2 separate regions of the Homo sapiens genome follow, and region 2 is linked to region 1. Evidence: chromatin loops called from intact Hi-C (ENCODE). Cell type or tissue: sigmoid colon. All regions are shown on one strand. Each heading gives the region's core, and the rest is flanking DNA. Links, peaks and the distances in the headings are about the cores only.

Region 1 (5,376 bases), core at 285-5,284:
GGAGAACAAATGGTGTAAGTTACAGTCCAAAAGCTGGCAGGCTACAGACCCAAGAAGAGCTGGAGTTTCAGTCTGAGTCTGAAGGTAGAAGGCTCATGTCCCAGGTGAAAGCAATCAAGCAGGAGGAGTTTGGGCTTGTAAAATGATCAGGTGTTTTAAATTCTATTTAGGCTTTCAAGTGATTGGATGAGGCCCACCTGCCTTAAGGCAATCTTCTTTACTCATTCTACCAGTTTAAATGTTAATCTCATCCAAAAATACCCTCACAGACACACTGCTATGAGCTGAATTGTGTGCCCCCAAAAATCCTAGCCCTCACCCCAATGTCACTGCATAAGAGATAGGGCATTTAGGAAGTAATTAAGGTTAAATGAGGTCATAAGGATGAGATCCTAATCCAATATGATTGGCAACCCTATGAGAAAAGAAAGAGCAACAGAGAGATCTCCATGTTCACACACCAAGGAAAGGCTATGTGGGGACACAGGAAGAAGGCAGCTGCCTGCAAGCCTGGAAGAGATCCCTCACCAGGAGCCTACTGAATCTTGATGTTGGACTTTCCAGCCTCAAGGACATTAGAGAAAATAAAATTCTGTTTTTTTAAGCCACCCAGCCTATAGCATTTGTTATGGTGGCCTGAGTTAATATACACATCTAGAATAATAATTGACCAAATATCCTGGCACCCTATGCCTCATTCAAGTTGACACATAAAATAAACCATTACAACGTATTACTTGAATACAAAATAAAATTAATTTAAACATCCTTAAGCCATCTCCTTTATGTATGAGTCCTAATTTGAGGGTAATAGATTAGTGTGAATTTCATGTACTTACTACACTCTTAAATTCTATACTCTCACATCCATATATGATATTTCCCTTTAAAAATCAATGAAATATTGGCATATTCAGCAAATTGCTTTTTTTGCTCTATACCCTATCCCATTTTGTCCATATTTCTATCTCTTTAGGAGAGATTTCTAAAGAAAGTATTGATGTAAAGATGACTTGGCTATTTTTTAGGGCTCTTTGAAATGATTGTTTTGATTTACACTTTCCATCAGCAAAGCAGAAGATGGGTGACCTCTTGGACATCTATTAATAATTAAAAGCTTTGTTCATTCTATCTGTAATTACTTACATATTATGCATACATTAATAAGATTGAACACTTCTCAGTTTCTCGGCCATTTGTATTCCCACTTTGGCCAGCTGTTGGTTGACAGCCCTTGCATGTTTTTCTACTGGACTCTAACACTCTTCTATTCTTGGTGTTTGAAGGGTATCTGGGATTTGTTTTAATGAGGTGTAATAAGGCACACAGACACACAAAAGACTGTCATAAAGAAAGAAGCTCTTTGTATTCATAGATGCCTAAAAACAGAAGGCACAGCTGCCACTGAGGGCCACGCAGCAAAGCACAGGGGTAGTCAGGAGGCCGAAGGATGGGGCAAGACGGAACAGGAGGCTTTACTGTGGTTTCTGTAGGAAAGAAGGGAAGAGGCAGGGTAAGCAGGCTTAGCTTTGGCTAGTTAGAATAATTTCAGTGGCTTTGGGCAGGGAAATTGTGCCTAGTTGTCTGGTACCTGGCTCTGGGGTGATGAGGGCAGGTGGATATGGCCTGAGTGTGAGAGCTCCAGAGAGGAGGTGGATGGGTGTGCGCTCTGGATCGGGGGTTTCCATCTAAAAGGCAGGCTGCCAGGGGAGTCGTTGACTTTCTCTTAGAATTAGCCAACCCTGAGAGAGGCAGTCCTTTCAGGGTCAACAGGGCTCCAGCTATCACAGCATCAAATACAGAAAATAATACACTTGGCTTATTTCGTACAATCTGTGTATGCTGAAGACAGTAGGTCTTTTTGTTTTTACATTTTTTACTGAGATGACTCTTAAGCCTTTGGCCTGTGGCATCTCATCCTGTGGGGTGAGATTCTCCCCTCCCTGGACCTCCTGATTTCCCTGAGCCTGTCCTTGGGAGCAGCTCCGTCTTCAGACCTTGGGTTTTAAAATGTTTTTAGTACCACGTGCACCTCGTTGTGGGTTGTTCTGAGAATGAAATGGCAGGATGCGTGGCCAGAATTTGCTGTTCGATAAATGTCAGCTTCTGCCCTTATATTTGTTACAAATATTTTCCCCAATATTTTTTCCTCGTAGCATTTTGATTTTAGCATATGTAATTTTAAATCTTTAACCTTAAAAAGGCAATGGCATAATGATTGAGCTTGTGCCTGGTAACCAGACACACTGGTGTTTTGAATCTGGCTGTCATTTCCAGAAGAACCTGGAGACTTTATAGCACCTCTGTGCCTCAGTTTCCTTCCCAGTGATGGCCAAGCAGACACGTCCAGAAGGAACTTGGAGATACAAGTCTAAAAACCCAGGTAGAGGCCAGGGCTGGAAATGTGTATTTGGCGGTTGCCTCTAAGATTGAGTACCCCTCTAGCTGGCCTATTTTTCAGATTCTATAAAGCACAGAATGAAAAAGCTCTGGGATGTAGTCTACTTACATACCCATACTTGATAAAAAGCTGCTTTGTGAAAGCTACACGGAATGGGGAAAGAGGCACAAACGTTATGTATACCACAACGCTTTACAACACCACCACCTAGTGACAGACTCGTGAAAATCCCATCCGTTATGTCCCCTCCAGCTTAGGGATGGCGAAATAGGATAAATCATCTCCTTCTTACTAGAAAGCAGATACTCTACTCTGTTTCTCCAGTAACTATCACTTTACCTCCTAATGGTTGGAGATTCCTTCTTTTCTCCTCATTTGGATATTGTCAGACAAAAAGTGTCTAGTCATTGAAAGCAGCGTATATTTAAAGGATTGGCATAGCAGCTAGATCATGGCTCATGGATGATCTTCATTTCATTCACTAAGAGCTTCTGCTGTGCCCATATTGGTGCACACCCTTCTCTAGAGACTGACCACTAGACTGGATTCTTCTGGCACAAGTGATGCATTAGGCTCTGAGAGTGTGGTTCAGGATGGCGGATGGACCAGAGTGTAGTGCAGAGAAAGAGCTGGGCTGTTGGAGGGGAACAGAGCTGGGTTCCTCTCCACTTTTTAGCTGTGTTTTTCTGGGCAGGTGACTCAGAGATGGTTTCTCGTCTGTGAAATGGTAGAATGCCATCTCCCTGCAGGGTGATCATGGGAGTGACCGCACAGGCATTGCCAACCTGGTCACCCTCAGTCCCCAGGACCAAGCTAAGCCATCTGTCCCATCCTTAAGACCGCTGAAATGTGCTTACTGAGTTTCTTCTCTGCAGGTGTTTTCTTTCCACCTGTAGGGTTTCCAGACTCTAAAGCACTTTACCCTCCCCACCTTCAGCATGTTTTGCATCTTAATGATTGAGCCTGAACCCTCCCTTCCACTCCATTTTATCCTTGACATTTTCCAGGAACCCACAATGAAGGAGTGGACGTAATGGACCGCCAGACATGTGACCCAAGAGAAGTATTTACAAAACATTCCAAAAGCAACAGGTTGGGAGTATTATTTATTCAAATAAACAAAAATGTTTTATTTCCCTTTCAATGGTATATATCTTAAATTGCTGGAACATACAAGTATAAAAATAAGATTATTTTAGAAAACTCCAGTTTTGAAGGGCACGACAATAGTTCAGACATTTGTCAGTAGCTATGAAGCCACTTTTAACATGGAATGAATATCCCTTTACTCCAACTCTTGGTCTTATTACATTTTTAAATCAAATCAGCGTGCTGGAAATAGAGAAAAATTCCCAAAGGGAAATATAAAATAATTTTAAGCATTTTCAGAAATACAAGTTACACTTAAGAAACTTGTATTAAAGGATGTTAATCTGAGATAAACAGAAAACAAACGTTTTGCAAAGCACTACTTTTTGCATCTGTTTGAGGATACACAGTTTGCAGCTCTCCTGCCAGAAGCAAAATACTGACTCTAGCACAGCAGAAAAGGCATCAACTTTAAGAAAAAAATGAGTGGTCGCTTTCAATGACTGAACATAACATATTAAACTTTAAGAATTTTTAACAATGCAAATTAACAGCAATAGTAGAAAATACATCATTTTAGATTACAAAAATTCAGCTTTTATTAGCACATGACAAATCTCATTCATTCGCTGCCCTCTCATATGTGCTGAGTAACTGCTACACAGAATTTCAAACCTCACTGATATAAATGTGAGAGATGACATCTACAATGAGAAAAATGAGGGAAAAAAATCTCGTTTTATACCACTAGCAACAAAGAACACAAAATTGTATTAAATTTGTTAAGAAATGTTATTTTGTGCAATTTTCATGATAGATTAATTAGCTTTGTTCACTTTTTTTCCTCCATCTTAAAAAGAGATAATCTTTTAATGTTTTCTTAACATTTCATTCAGGAACACTAATCTTAGAAATGCGAGGCTTGTGTAAAATTTTACTTTAATAGGCACAATGTAGCAAGCGAAACCATACTCATATCAGGGAACTTGCAATGACCTCCACATATAGCACTCAACAGAAAAACATATGTCCTGACCTTTGGAGACACTTCCCTGCTTATGATATTCTTATCTGTCTGTGCCTTGTGAATAAAAATGCATTTTTATTCCAACCCAAATGAAGAAAATCCTATGGAAAAACATCAATGTCAAAGGCTAGGTTGCCAAGGACACCCAAGGTTTCTAGCCTTTTATTGATACCACGAAAGTGACAGCTGTGCCCAACTTACTGAAGTCTATATTATAAATCTGTCATTTCTAATTATAAATCTACATTGGAAAAAATATTTTACTCAGATGGCTATGTGTGAGGCACACGTGTGTTCTACACAGTTTGGACTTTATCTGGTTGGTCTTACACAAACAATTATCCATCTGTAAAGGGAACTGCTCACTTCTCAGGGCTGCCCTGATTCCCAGAGGAGAGACAGATATTTTACCATCACAGCGTTCCCCAAGATGCTGGCAGAGACACCAGGATGGCTGCTCTCACAATAGTGTCCAAGAAGTACCCGAGGCTCAACGGGGCACCCAAGCATCAGGGACCAGGTACCCGCACGTCGCTCTTGCCGTGGCTGGATTCAAATTTATCAGGAAGCTTTGTGATGTCTCTTGGCCCAGTCACTACCCACGGTGTGCTTTTTAAGCACACAAGTGTGATGTAAAAGTTACACAGTACAATTTAGTTTAGAAGCACTGGACATCTGTGTGTAATAGCTGCTGATAAGAAACCCAGAGGAAGCTCAGGGCAGGGAAGAAAATACTGGATTTATTGCTGGGAGTTACGTATCCCCAACAGCTGTGATAGATTCCAGCCACTGATGCAACCTGAGGTTCGCTGGCAGCACTAAGCAGCGTGGCTATGTTCTGCCTTCCACATTCCGCAGA
Region 2 (5,376 bases), core at 295-5,294, 180 kb before region 1:
AATCTCGTATCTTTACATTTCAAAACCAATCAGGTCTTCCCAACAGTCCCCCAAAATCTTAACTCATTTCAGCATTAAGTCAAAAGTCTACAGTCCAAAGTCTCATCCAACACAAGGCAAGTTGCTTCCACCTATGAGCCTGTGAAATCAAGAGCAAGTTAATTACTTCCTAGATACAACGGGGGTACAGGCATTGGGTGAATACAGCCATTCCAAATGGGAGAAATTGGCCAAAATAAAGGGGCTGCAGGCCCCTTAAAAGTCCAAAATCCAGCAGGGCAGTCAAATCTTAAAGCACCAAAATGACCTCCTTTGACTCCATCTGTCATATCCAGGTCACACTGATGCAAGAGGTGGGTTCCCATGGTCTGGGGCAGCTCCACCTCTGTGACTTCGCAAGGTATAGCTTCCTTCCTGGCTGCATCATGGGCTGGTGTTGAGGGTCTGCAGCTTTTCCAGGCACATGGTGCAAGCTGTTGGTGGATCTACCATTCTGGGGTCTGGAGAATGGTGGCCCTCTTCTCACAGCTCCACTAGGCAGTGCCCCAGTAGGGACTGTGTAGGGGCTCCAACCCCACATTTCCCTTCTGCACTGCCCTAGCAGAGGTTCTCCATAAGGGCCCCACCCTGCAGCAAACTTCTGCCTGGGCATCTATGCGTTTCCATACATCTTCTGAAATCTAGGCAGAAGTTCCCAAATCTCAATCCTTGACTTCTGTGCACTGGCAGGCTCAACATCACATGGAAGCTGCCAAGGCTTAAGGCTTGCAACCTCTGAAGCCACAGCCCAAGCTCTATTTTGGCCCCTTTCAGCCATGGCTGGAGTGGCTAGGATGCAGGGCATCAAGTCTCTAGGCTGCATACAGCACAAGGACCCTGGGCCTGGCCCATGAAACCACTTTTTCTTCCTAGGCCTCTGGGCCTGTTATGGGAGGGGCTTCTGTGAAAACCTCTGACATGCCCTGGAGACACTTTCTCCATTGTCTTGGGGATTAACATTCAGCTCCTCATTACTTATGCAAATTTCTGCAGCTGACTTGAATTTCTACTCAGAAAATGGGATTTTCTTTTCTATTGCATTGTCAGGCTGCAACTTTTCCAAACTTTTATGCTGTTTCCCTTTTGAAACTGAATGCCTTTAACAGCACCCAAGTCTCTACTTGAATGATTTGCTGCTTAGAAATTTCTTACACCAAATACCCTAAATCATCTCTCTCAAGTTCAAAGTTCCACAAATCTCTAAGGCAGGAGCAAAATGCCACCAGTCTCTTTGCTAAAACATAACAAGAGTAACCTTTGCTCCGGTTACCAACAAGTTCCTCATCTCTTATCTGAGAGCACCTCAGCCTGAATTTCATTGTCCATATCATTATCAGCATTTTTGTCAAAGCCATTCAAAAGGCTGGGCGTGGTGGCTCACCCCTGTACTCCCAGCATTTTGGGAGGCCAAGGCAGGCAGATCACCTGATGTCAAAAGTTCAAGACCAGCCTGGCCAACATGGTGAAACCCCATCTCTACAAAAATACAAAAAGTAGCCAGGCATGATGGTAGGTGCCCATGATCTACTGTAAGCTACTCAGGAGGCTGAGGCAGGAGAATTGCTTGAACCAGGGAAGTGGAGGTTCCAGTGAGCTGAGATTGTGCCAGTGCACTCCAGCCTAAGCAACAGAAAGAGACTCTATCTAATTAAAAAAAAAAAAAAGACATTCAACAAGTCTCTAGGGAGTTCTAAACTTGCCCACGTTTTCCTGTTTTCTTCTGAGCCCTCCAGACTGTTCCAGCCTCTGCCTGTTACCCAGTTCCAAAGTTGCTTCCACATTTTCAGGTATCTTTACAGCAGTGCCCCACTCTACTGGTACCAATTTACTGTATTAGTCCATTTCTGCGCTGCTGATAAAGACATACCCAAGACTGGGCAATTTACAAAAGAAAGAGGTTTATTGGACTTGCAGTCTCACATGGCTGGGGAGGCCTCACAATCACGGTGGAAGGCAAGGAGGAGCAAGTCACATCTCACATGGATGGCACCACAGCATTTATTAAGCACCTGCAGCATGACAGACCCTGGGTTCCAGAAAACTGGGGCTTTCTACTTTGGTTTGTTCAATACACTCCTGGCCCTGTCATTGCTCTGCTCCTAACTCAGCCCCATCCTATGGGGTCCCCTGAGCCCCAGATGTGCCTGGAGTGAAGGTCCCTGAGCAGACATCATTATAATCCTGTCTGTTCTGCACAGGTCAATGGACCATTGAGCCAGTGCTTATGTTACTGGTGGTGAGTGTCCAGGTTCTTGGTGTCTTGAACAAAGAATTAGGCAGAACACACAAACAAAGCAAGAAAAGAATGAAGCAACAAAAGCAAAGATGTATTGAAAATGAAAGTACACACCACAGGGTGGGAGCGGCCCGAGCCTAGGGGCTCAATGGCCCCATTACAGTTTTTGGGGGGTTTAAATACCCTCTAGAGGTTTCCATTGGTTACTTTGGGGGCCCTATGTAAATGAAGAGGATAAAGTAAAGTTACAAAGTCATTTACTCGGCATACTCCCTGTGGAGGGGATAGTCCCTGTTAGAGTTGAAGTGTGAATCAGCCTTACATTCCTGCCTCCAGACTCGATTTTCCTGCCTCACTTACAGGGCAGGCCACGGAAGCCGGAGAGCAGGGTGTGATGCCAGCGCTGCCCGTCATGGCTGGGAATGGAGGGGTGGGTAGGGAGGGGCAGTTCCATTGCTTGCCTGAACTCAGGGCCCCTCTAAGTGCAGGAAGGAGTCACACAAAGTGGTCTCCAGGGCTCTCTCCCAGTTCTGGCCGCTGGGGCCACTCCCCTCTCGGCTCTGGATGACTAGTTAGGACAGGCCTGGGGGATCACCACACATGTTCATTTTGGCTGAAAGGAACATCCTTGCGGGCACCTTGGGGCATCCCCAGCAGGTTCACTCTGCTGGGGAAATTGAAATTGCTGTTCTCTGGGACACATACTGTCAACTTTCTTCCTCCATCCTCTCTGGTTATCACTAGCAAAATTCTAACAACAGCAAAATAGAATCCTGTGCAACACTTTGACACCTCTGACTCTGTTTCCCGTGCAGCAGAAACTTAAGGCAAGTGGAAGACTGATTTGGGTGGTGGTGGAAGGAAGGGACGTCTTGTAGTGGAGAAGTTTCCCAGGCCTGCCACGAGAGGGCACCTGCCTCATGGAAGGGCCGAGCTGTCTGATGCACCAACACAGCCAGAGGACCTGGGCCATGTCCACTGCGAGAACGCGTGCCTAGTATTGAATTAAGAATGTTTGGATCCACCCTGCCTTACTCTTGCAAACCTCTGTGTGTGTGTTGGTGTCGTCTCTCCCTTAAGCATGAGTCAAACTGATCACCCTCTGTTAACAGTAGATCAAGTCAACCTGCAGGTGCACTTCAGCACCTGGGGGAACCATAAAGTTGCTGCCCAGCGGCAGCTGCTGACCTGGGCTTGTGAAATGTCCACTGCTCTCCGGACATCCTCTCTTATAAATGTATTCTCAAACTTCCCGAAGAATTGAAAATTACACAGTCCCAAGAGTCAGAAGAGATCTGGGATGGGGGGGCGTGGTCCAGAGGGGAGAGGATGGTGTTGCTGGTCCAGCCCCCACCCCCAACCTGACAAGCAGCTGTGCAGCTTGGCCTGATGCCCCCACTGCCTGGGACCTCACAGCTCTTGAGGAAGCCATGCCATCCGGGGGCCCCTCTGTAGAAAGTACCCCCATTCCCCACACTGATCATCTAGAATATACCTCCCCAGAGGATGTCACACCTTGGTGCTCACACTTCATCTCTCTTGTTGCCTTTTGGCCTTCTCTTTCCTAGGCTGGGGCAATCCTGATCCTTCAACTCTCCCCTTAAGGGACAGAGTGTCCGGTCCTCTCCTGCCCCATCCATCTAGTCCACTGTTCGATTTCCTGCCCTTGAGCCTGCCCTGGCCTCATGGTGAGGAGGCCCAGCAGCAGCACTGATTGGGAGCCATGGTTCTCAGAGTCAGGGCGTAGGAGTGTGGCTCGAGTCTCCCCCAACCAGGCTAGACCAGAGAACTTCAGTCAGGTTCTCCTCCAAGGTTAGTGTTCCGCCTTCTCTGCTTCCCAGACCGCTCCCCCAGCCACAGCCTCTGCAGGTAAAGTCCCACTGGGAAACCTTTTTTTTTCCCTGAGATGGAGTCTTGCTCTGTAGCCCAGGCTGGAGTGCAGTGGCACGATCTGGGCTCACTGCAACCTCCACCTCCCGGGTTTAAGCAATTCTCATGTCTCAGCCTCCTGAGTAGCTGGGACTATAGGCACACGCCACCACACCCAGCTAATTTTTGTATTTTTAGTAGAGACAGGGTTTCACCATATTGGTCAGGCTGGTCCCGAACTCCTGACCTCAGGTGATCCACCCGCCTCGGCCTCCCAAAGTGAAGGGATTACAGCGTGAGCCATCGCACCTGGCCTGGCAACCGCTTCCTGACTGGGCCTTGTGCTTTTCAACTCCATGCCAGGTGCCCAGTGACTCAACAAATTGGACATTTGATCAATGCACATTATTAAGTTAGCACCGTTGGCTTCATATTGTTTCATTTTTTAAAGTGTGTTCCCCCATTTCCCTCCAGTCTCTAGGAAATCATCAGACCCTGTTCTTTTGCTTGCTCCTACCTGGCCCCGCCACAGAGGGCAGCTTTACGTCCACTGCTCCACTGCACCCTACCTGCTAGTTTCAGGCTTCTCGCCAAAATACAAAACATGGCAGAGCAGTGTCTGCTAGAAATGAGTTTATTACAGAGAGAGGAGACAGGGCTCCGACAGGACGCACACACACGGCACTCATGCTCCTAAAACACTGGGTTTGTGAAGGGACATTATAAAAATGAGGAAATAAGCTGTGATGTTCAGCATGTGTCAGTTTCTAGGAATACAGAGAAGGGGAGAGCTGCAAGGTGGAGCGATTCTGAGGGCTGAAAATCCCTTTCCCAGTACGAAGACAGCATCCTTCAATCCCGCCAGCTCATGTGCATCTGAGGGTGGGGCTCTGTCTTCATGCTAGAAACCAAACTGCTCTCACAGCTTCCTGCTAAATCACCACGGCTAACGGATAAGCAGAGACGGACTATCCAGTCTGACTACTGAGCACTCAAGTCGTCAGTCCAGTGGCTACCCGGGAACGGGGGCAGACAGTGTGCGTGCACGTCTACGGGGCTGGACAGAGTGTGGTTAACCGGGGAACTGGGCAAGCCGGCGCCGAGCCTGCGTCAGCCGTGCAAGCCGCTCCTTCAGGAACTTCCGCTTGTCGCTGGTGTCGCTCCGCTCCTTCAGGAGCCAGCTGTAGGTGTCCTTGTCCTGCAGGAGCTGCAGCATGGCCTTCTGAAGCTGC

The links. Hi-C counts contacts between places; a loop is a spot of excess contacts. Peaks named below come from ENCODE experiments on the same cell type or tissue, not always from the same donor. Only the 100,000 strongest peaks of a DNase experiment are listed, where the experiment ranks them.
Region 2: a loop joins it to region 1, with 14 times the contacts of the local background. A loop is called at or near these places in 99 of 110 quality-filtered maps.

Annotation. Positions count from the first base shown.
Region 1 is chr21:41,280,649-41,286,024 of GRCh38, reverse strand. BACE2 (beta-secretase 2) reads right to left here. Exons shown (of 9, transcript NM_012105.5): 9 at 3,495-5,376. Among named protein-coding and RNA genes, the nearest start is that of FAM3B, 33 kb to the left of the region's middle. RefSeq lists an enhancer at 5,079-5,376. In sigmoid colon, for the core only: a CTCF peak has its summit at 2,613 (motif pointing left); a DNase peak (open chromatin) is centred at 2,619; H3K27ac peaks cover 168 bases; H3K27me3 peaks cover 471 bases.
Region 2 is chr21:41,458,599-41,463,974 of GRCh38, reverse strand. It overlaps MX1 (MX dynamin like GTPase 1), which reads right to left. Exons shown (of 17, transcript NM_002462.5): 17 at 4,763-5,376. The coding sequence ends at 5,217. Among named protein-coding and RNA genes, the nearest start is that of MX1, 35 kb to the right of the region's middle. RefSeq lists enhancers at 3,262-3,461, 4,002-4,091, 5,284-5,376. In sigmoid colon, for the core only: a CTCF peak has its summit at 3,160 (motif pointing right); a DNase peak (open chromatin) is centred at 3,194.